2 separate regions of the Homo sapiens genome follow, and region 2 is linked to region 1. A link is a contact called in ENCODE Hi-C or POLR2A ChIA-PET data. All regions are on one chromosome and are shown on one strand. The core of a region is the stretch at or near the end of the contact, and the rest is flanking DNA. Distances in the headings are between cores, read along the strand shown.

Region 1 (4,394 bases), core at 98-2,597:
AACTGCATTTTCATTATGTTACAGGCTTTGCACATAGAATACTAAAGAGAAAGCAACAGGTTTGGATCTAACAAAATAAAATGAGTAAAATTACCATTTGGCATAAACAAAATGTAACATTTTATGTAAAAGGAAAAATATAAAAACATAAATGAAGACTTACATTGTCAAATAATCATTATTAAAGTCACTTTCATATATTTAAAGCATAAGAGAATATTGTAGATTGTTCTTAGTGGCTAAATATGTTACTGCCTACTCAAAGAATGAGTGATTTTTTTTTCTGTAGAATGAAATTCAATGATCACACACACACACCCTTAAAATGTTTTCCCACACATTTGAAAATCAGTAATTTTTGCCAAAATAGATGTTGACTATTGATATAGCAACATTTCATTATATCTCAATTGACTTTTTAAAAAACAATCTCATGAATCTAGAACAAATTAAAAAAAAGATGTAAAATAGATGTCACAAAATTTACATACCATAGCATATGTACTGTATTCAGTGGAAAACCCTTCACCTGCCTCTCTTAGAGACAATTTACTTTTACTTGGTACAAAATTATAACAAGCTTCTTTATCTAGTTTCTAAGTCCATAGTAACTTATTAGGGCATAGGGACTACCATTAAACTGATAGCAGAGAAAAAAGGAATAGTGAAGCACTTAATCACAAAGGAAGAATCAGAAAAATTCTATAAAGCAGAAATAAGAACTTGGATAGCACAGTAGCAGGAAGCCATTTTCTATAAGGGTAATGGTCCTATAAGCCTTAAAAAGCCCTGACAGCACCGCCCTCTCCCAGATTAGGTTAAAAACTGACCTCGATATTAGTGCTTCTTACTCATGTTGGACAAAATACCTAAAAATATTTCTACAGATGCTTCTCAACTTACAATGGGGTTATGACTCAATAAGTTGAAAATATCATAAGTAAAAAATGCATTTAATACACCAAATCTTCTACATTATAGTCTAGCCTAGACTACCATAAATGTGCTCAGAATGCTGACATTAGCCTACAGTTGGGCAAAATCATCTGGCAACATGGTAGAGTATTGGTTGTCTGTCTTTGTGATTATGTGGCTGAGAACTGTCACTTGCTGCCACTGCCCAGCATTGTGAGTATCGTACTACTTTCCACAGCATTTTTCTACTGAATGTGTGTTGCTTACACACCTTAGTAAAGTCAAACAATTGTTAAGTGGAACTATCACAAATTGGAGACCTGTGTGTAAGAAATATTGTTTAAAATGGCCGAACTGGCAAAGTAACAGAAATCCTCAGAAACCAAAACCCACCGACAGGAGGAGTCTAGGGAGACAGTGAGCACTAAGGCTGGCAGCTGTGGATCCCCAGGGACCTAGAGCAGCAGCACAGAAAACAGAAGGCAAATCCTAGGACTTGGGAAATTGGGAGGTAGATCAGAGACCCCATCATAAAGCCAAAACCCAAGGGGCTAAACGCTCAAAGCATGAACAAGGAAAAACACCCCATTTACAAAAGAAGACAGAAGATTTGCCTGTTTTAAGGTTTATTCTTGGTGGAAGGGGTAAAATCTCCCCTGAATATTCATAAACACAAGGTGGATCACACATAAGGAGGTGGGGGATGAATTCCCTTATTACCTACCTGCTCTTAAAAGCAAGGTAAATATTTAGTATAAAGTGGGCTGGTTATGTCCCCCAGGTTCCAGTTAGAAATAAATAGAGATTTTCTCTGAAGGAGATACAATTCCAATGAATATAAGCTTACAATAATAAAAAGTACTATGCAAAAAGATGCCATTAGTGAGGACTACAGGAAACAATAATCACCTAAGACTGCAAAGTCAGATGCAGTCTGACTGCCAGAAATCATCTGCAAAGACTTTGGATACTAGATACAGAAGGCCAGTTCAATATGCTTTTTAAAACTTTAAAGGAAATAGAAAGTATGGGTGAGAAACAGGAAACTATCAAAAAATAACTAGACAGATTTGAAAATGAATGAAATAGTTTTTATAATAATTAAAACTTAAAATTCAATAAACAGCATACTCAGTATAGCTGAAAATTATTAGTAAACTAGAAAGTAAATCTGAAGAGTCCAGAATATAGCACATACAGCAAAGAAATGAAATTTATGAGAGAGAAAATAAAAGACATGTTAAGATGAAATAGAAGGTCTAATACATATATAATTGGAAGGAGAAAACAGAAAGAATAGGACAAAGGTAATATTCTAAGACACGATGGTTAAGGATTATCCAGAACAGATTAAAGACACCAATACTCTTTTTTTTTTTCAGGAAGCACAATGAATCTCATGCAGAATAACTTAAAAAAATTATACCTTGGCCTACAGTAAAACTGAAAAATTTCAAGGAAAGAGATCTTAAAGTCCATGAAAGGGAAAAGTCAGATTACCTACAAAGGGAAAACTAAGCTGACAGCCTAATTTTAAAGAATGGAAGCCAGAGGATCAAAATATTGAGAGAAAATATCATTGTTGAACTGTATTTAACACATGAAACTATCTTTCATAAAGTGAAAGAAACACATTTTAAGAGACAAAAACTAAGAATCTACCACCAACAGATCCTCAACTGAAGGAGTGTCAGTTCAGGAAGAAGCAAAATGATCTCAGAAGGAAGTGTGAAAAAGACCAAAGAACAGTCAACAAAGAAAAAGTTCTTTGTATTTAAGATTTTCATTTTATGGGTAAAATTCTCACCTACCCAGAATAGTACATTCTGTACGAATTCTGAATAGCTTTGTGTGAACATATGCTTTAATTTCCCTTGGCTTGGAGTGGAATGGCTAAATCATATAATAGGTGTAGGTTTAACTTTTTTTTTTGAGATGGAGTCTCGCTCTGTCGCCAGGCTGGAGTGCAGTGGCGCAATCTCGGCTCACTGCAACCTTCTCCGCCTCCCAGTTTCGGTTCAAGCGATTCTCCTGCCTCAGCCTCCCGAGTAGCTAGGACTACAGGCGTGCGCCACCATGCCCAACTAATTTTTGTATTTTTAGTAGCGACGGGGTTTCACCATGTTGGCCAGGATGGTCTCGATCTCTTGACCTCATGATCCGCCCGCCTCAGCCTCCCAAAGTGCTGGGATTGCAGGCGTGAGCCACTGCGCCCGGCCAGGTTTAACTTCTTAAGTAACTGCCAAACTGTTTTCCAAAGTAGTTGTACCATTTTATATTATCACCCATCAGTGTATAAGACATCTTCTGCCAGGCCTGGTGGCTCACACCTGTAATCCCAGCACTTCAGGAGCCCAGGATGGATCACTTGAGGCCTGGAGGTCAAGACCAGCCTGGCCAACACAGTGAAACCCTGTCTCTACTAAAAATACTAAAATTAGCTGGACATGGCACCACATACCTATAATCCCAACTACTCAGGAGGCTGAGGCACGAGAATCGCTTGAATCTGGGAGGTGTAGGTTGCAGTGGGCTGAGATTGCATCACTGCATTCCAGCCTCAGTGACAGAGAAAGATTCTGTCTAAAAAACAATAAAATACATCTTGGCTGGGGGTGGTGGCTCACGCCTGTAATCCCAGCACTTTGGGTGGCCGAGGTGGGCAGATTGCCTGAGGTCAGGAGTTCGAGACCAGTCTGGCCAACATGGTGAAACCCCGTCTCTACTAAAAATATAAAAAAAATTTAGCCAGACTTGGTGGCATGTGCCTGTAATCCCAGCTACTTAGGAGGCTGAGGCAGGAGAATTGCTTGAACCAGGGAGGTGGAGGCTGCAGTGAGCTGAGATCGCGCCACTGCACTCCAGCCTGGGCGACAGAGGGAGACTCTGTCTCAAAAAAAAAAAAAAAAAAAAAAAAAAGAGACATCTTCACCAATGCTCAGCATTGTCAATTTAAAACATTTTAGTCAATCTAATGGGTGTAGTGCAGTTGTTCTTAACAAGTGATTTTTTTCTCCCATGGGACATTTGATAATGTCTGCGTATATTTTCAATTTTCACAACTGGTGAGGAGCAGGTTGTTACTGGTATGTAGCAGGGAGAGACCAGGGAGGCTCCTAACTATCCTGCAATGCACAGGACAGCTCCCCGTCCCACAACAAAGCATTATCTGGCCCAAGATGCCTAATGTAGCAATATCTCATTGTGATTTTAATTTGCATTTCCTTGATAACTTTTGATACTGAACATGTTTTAATGTGCTTATTGGTCATTTAAATACATATATATATATTTGTGAAGTATCAGTTCAAACCTTTTGTCCATTTTTTATTGGGTTGGTTATTTTCTTGTGCTGTGTTCTTTATATTATTTTGAATACAAGTACTTTGATATATGTGTTATAAATTTTATTTCAGTCTGTGGCTTGCCTTTTCATTTTCCTAATGATGTCTTTTGAAAATCATGTTTTAATTTTGATA
Region 2 (4,915 bases), core at 78-2,577, 55 kb after region 1:
CTGTATTTTAACAAGAGAAAGGAGCTAATCATAATTTAGTCTCATTCTGACCAATTAAAATAATATATTGTATGAAATGAAAGAATATTTATCTCAAGGTTTGAATCTTCATATATTACTATATATCTACTTCCAAATTCAAAGAGGGAGCCATCAAAGACCATTGTAGACTGGAATTGGATATTTCTTTATCGGAATAATTACCACTAAGAGAATAAAAATAAACACACTTCTGATAAATTCTCATTGCCTGGTGGAAAGGCTAAATGCAATTCTAGCCTGGGGTCAAATTTTTGCTTATAAAGTTATTTTTCTGTGCTAAACTGAAAAAAAAAAAAAGAAACAAAAGGGATTGTCTGATATTCATACTCTAATATTCAATACAGGCCCAATCATGCAAGATACGTTTAAATCTTTAACACCTAAGGAAGATGAATTAAGCTTTAATGTAGTATTTAAGAAAAAAGCAGGTGTCACTAATGAGGTATAACAGTTAGACTTTCCATCTTCCTTGACAAGGTCAGTTGCCAAAATCATTTTGTTTCATCATGTTATAACAGATTTTTAGCGCACATATCAAAACTCTGACCTAACAAATGGTATGCAAAAGGACAAAAATGGCATTTACTCTTATAAATTTGCAAATATTTTGTGCTTAATGGTACTGTCATAATAGGATTTACAATTAGAAAATCTCAATGAGGTATTTTAAAATCTAATTTAAAACATATAAGCAACAAAGTTAAAAATGCTTCAACAATTATGTTGGTTCGGGTACCCAGTTCAAATTGAGTAATTTCTGAACATTATATAACTTAGGTGAGTTTGCTTTTTAAGAAATCAAGACTAAAATGTTACAATTTATGAAATAAATGCTGAATTATGAAAGGGATGCAAAAAAGTACTTTTCTACATTGTTTAAACACAATCCTTTATGATTCTAATGATAATTTTCCATAATAACTGAATAAAAGAATAAGTTGAATCTGAAGTATGCATGAGCATACAAATGGGAGAATGATTTCTGTATGAGCTCAATGTAATTATACAACCTAGGCTTGATTTCTAAAGACAATTGAGGCTCCTTTTCTTTTTAGCTATAAACAACTTGCTGTATGATATGTAATGCAAAACCGTATTTTGGGAGATTTCAAACATTTATAATCCACAGGAAAAATACTCAACACTCCTACACTATTTTTTCAAGCCCACAATAGTGCAGTCTTTCAGCTATAAAGCCAGAAGCCAGTTATAAAACCAGTACTTTTCCACTAGAGTTACTTGTGGGGCGGGGAAGGGGACGTTCAGCACTGCAAACGTTAGGGTCTAAAATAAGATCATTGCAAGGAGTTACTACAACACTTGCACTGCCAGCACTGTCATGGCAACAATGAACTAGCTAGGAGAATGCTCTTTTAACTTTCAAAGCTAATCTTGAGTCTATTGCTCATGGAAATATACCAAATTTTCTTTTAGGTAGTGCATTAAATAAATCATCTTACTAGGAATCTCTTAATATAAAAATAAGCCTTTTATACACCATATTTCCAGGATCTCAGTCCATAGAATCCTTGCGATCAGGCAACTTTTATAATGACAACATAATGAAAATTATACACCACAGTGAAACATGAAGATTCAGTAGGGTTCAAATCAGTTTCAACATGGGTCAAGGTTTAAATAAGAACTTGATATGCAACTTAATAACATCTGAGAATGTGGTTTCCCCTAGAAAAGTTTTAAGTTTTACCTTGAAGGAAAACAATTTGGGAAAGAAAGTAATATATTTTTACTGTTAGGAATCTTAACGTTAAATTTTTATTCAGATAATGAGGTATAATGTTGGAAAGCACAGACTCTTGAGTCTCACAGCCTGGGTTTTAAACCTGACTCCTCCTCTTACAGACTGAGCATCCCTAATCCAAAAATCCCAAATCCCAAATGCTCCAAAGTCTGAAACATTTTGAGAACTGACACGACACCCCAAGTAGAAAAATTCCACACACAAGTACTTAATACAGACTATTTCATGCACAAAATTATTCCAAGTATTGCATAAAAATTACCTTCAGATTATGTGATAAGGTATATATAAAACAGATATATTTTGTGTTTAGATTTGGGTTACATCCCGAAGATATCTCATTATACATATGCAAATATTCCAAAATCCAAAAAAAAAAAATCTGAAATCTGAAACACTTCTCGTCCCAAGCATTTTGTTCTGTTTTGAAACAAGGCCTCCCTCTGTTGCCCAGGCTGGAGTGCAGTGGTGCAATCTTGACTTACTGCAGCCTTGACCTCCTGGGCTCAAGCAATCCTCCTACTTTACCTCCCAAGGAACTGGGACCACAGGCATGCATCACCATGCCCAGCTAATGTTTGTATTTTTTGTAGAGATGAGGTCTCACTATGTTGCCCAAGCAGGTGTTGAACTCTGGGCTCAAGCAATCCAACAAAACCCTGGGATCACAGGTGTGAGTCATGGTGCCCAGCCTGGTCTTAAGCATTTTGGATAAGACATATTCAACTTGCATTAGCTATGATAACTTGGGCAAGTTTTTAACCCATCTGGGCCTTGTTTTTTCTTGACAGATAAAATGGGAATAAAAATATCTACTCATACAATGTTGGGAAGGTTGAATGAATTATTACATGAAAAGGGCTAAGGGTTAGGTGTGGCATACAGAATGCCTTTTCTTCTTGTTTTCAAAAGCATACAGACTGCTAATGGCTCTTTAAGACAACTTGATTCCAATCCCATGGCACATTTTAAAGCAGACAGGAAAGTCTGGTGCCACCTCTGCCCCTCCCCTCCCATCCACCCCAATTCACAGAAGATAAACTAGGCAGGCATTGGGAGCTCAGCAGGAGCCCCAAAGACACCTGCCAGATATTACCAAGCAAATTCAACCTTGCTTAGTTCCTTTCTTCTAAATTATATCAGGCTGTCTGATACAGAAAGCACTGTTTTGAAGACTTTCTGCTTAGTATGTCAAGCTCCCATTGGGGGAAGCACAGTAGAAACACTGATAGGGCAGCTCTAATGTCCTCATTAAACCGTCAAGGAAAGAAACTTCTGTAGTAGATAACTTGCTTGGAGTACTAGACATGAATCAACCAGGAGCAGAGTATTCGGTTGCTTACTGGCAATACCGGCATACAAACAATCACTTGCTTTCCTATATTATGTGTCCCTGAAGACACGTTGAAATTTAAATGTTTATAAGTGAAATAAGAGACTAACTCAGTGTAAGGGAAATCCAGTTCCCAGAGAGCTAAAACAATATTTATAAAATCCTTGTAGTTCCTAGAGGCACTATTTCCCCTAGGACCAATGAACCTTTAAAGTAGCTTAAAACTTTCTCAGTTGGCTGGAGACTTGGGGGCTCTAAGGGCATATAGTGCTAGAGGGCTCAACTTCCTATCTCCTCCCCTAGAGGAAGGAGGCAGAATAGAATACTAAGTACTCACATTCACTGAGTGCTTACTGGGTTCCAGTAAGCATTGCTCATAACTCTGTAAGGGAACTGAGGCTTAAGGAGGTTATGTAACTTGCCCAGTCACACAGTTTGGCAGAGCAGGACTTAAACCCGGTCTGACTAACTTCACAGCCCATGGTCTTGACCATTATCCTCCAATGCTGTCCAGGTACTGAAGCACAAACTTTGGCCATGGGTCTCTCCATGTGCACTTGATCACCTGGATGATCCATGCAGCTGCCTCTCTGCAACCTCTCCCTGCTGGTGCCATGCTGGCATACCAGAATGATGCTGGACTCCAATGAAGGGCTGGTTGCTCCAGATCTGCTGTCACTTTGGGCAACTACTAACACTTACACTGGGGCAGTGGTACCCTATGACACGATGTATTAAAATGGAATTTAATGTACAAAAGGCAATTAGGGATTTTCAATACATGTGGATAAAGTGCGGGATGTATGAAAGTCAATCACGTAAAAATCAAGCGTATCCATTTCTAAACTAATGGCAGTTTCAAGTTTGACTCATTAGATGGAAGATCTAGATCAAATGCATCATTATCATCACCATCACAATCATCACCAATATTTGTTGTGCACTTACTATGTGTTAGGTTTACTTCTACATGCTTTACACGTTCAAATAATTCTCAAACCCACTGTATGAAGTATTATTATTATTTTACAGATAAGTAAACAAAGGTTCAAAGAGTTTATTCACAGTTAAATTTGTACAGTATACTAAAGTTTACAAAATGGTTTACCAATGTCATCTCTTAATTTTTAGAACCATACCACAAGGGAGATAATAAAATGTCAATTACTAGATGAGGAAACTGAGACTGTAGAGGTTAATTTATTCATGAGCACATGGCCAGTAAGAAAATTCAACATGACCTTTACACCATTCTGAAGTAAGATCTCTAGTCAAAGTGAGACTGTGGATACTTAGAATAGATGGTTAGGAAATAAAGTAAATCAGAAATAAAAAGTTTCTTTTGTTTTTTAAAGTATAACCTTTATTAAACTTAAGTGAAATACATAGCCTTTTCTTTCCCATGTCAAAAAATAGATAAGCATAGGGTTTGGCAGATAGTAGATACACACACATACACAAATCTAATGAATGAAATGAGAAGAAATGATTCATTAGGTTCAATGGTAAAATTTACATTGTCTCAACAAAATTTCAATTTTTCATACTCAGAATGACTGTCATCAACAAAGGTCATATGTTATAATTTAAGTCAGTCAATGTATACCTTAACTTGTTCAATGAGAAAGTAGATACATCTTAATTTGAGGTATAATCACTATCAATGACTTTGAGAGATCTTACACTGTGAGAAAACCTGTCTCCCTAACATTTAAATTACTTTTTACTTTTGAAAGGCTTCTCTTAAATATGTCCTTCGGTACCATTGAACATATCAC

What was found. A loop is a pair of places that touch in the nucleus more often than their neighbours do. ChIA-PET counts read pairs that join two places held with the same protein, here RNA polymerase II (POLR2A). Pooled maps may share reads with other maps.
Region 2: a map of tibial artery shows a loop between it and region 1 (2.1-fold over the local background). The contact joins two enhancer-like sites. A Hi-C loop is called at or near these places in 13 of 168 maps with a recorded cell type or tissue (CD14-positive monocyte, ascending aorta, dorsolateral prefrontal cortex and 9 more) and 4 of 50 pooled maps. POLR2A ChIA-PET finds 5 or more read pairs at or near these places in 13 of 52 experiments (CD4-positive, alpha-beta T cell, CD4-positive, alpha-beta memory T cell, CD8-positive, alpha-beta T cell and 9 more).

What each region holds. Positions count from the first base shown.
Region 1 is chr6:109,023,669-109,028,062 of GRCh38, forward strand. The region is part of intron 1 of SESN1 (sestrin 1); the gene reads right to left. It also overlaps a transcript of ARMC2 not described here. Among named protein-coding and RNA genes, the nearest start is that of SESN1, 69 kb to the right of the region's middle. Within about 2 kb of position 1,348, at least 2 of the 41 ENCODE cell types and tissues checked have a DNase peak (open chromatin) inside an H3K27ac peak, as active enhancers do; they include gastrocnemius medialis, where a contact is called at or near this core.
Region 2 is chr6:109,078,869-109,083,783 of GRCh38, forward strand. The region is part of intron 1 of SESN1 (sestrin 1); the gene reads right to left. Among named protein-coding and RNA genes, the nearest start is that of SESN1, 14 kb to the right of the region's middle. Within about 2 kb of position 1,328, at least 12 of the 41 ENCODE cell types and tissues checked have a DNase peak (open chromatin) inside an H3K27ac peak, as active enhancers do; they include gastrocnemius medialis, where a contact is called at or near this core.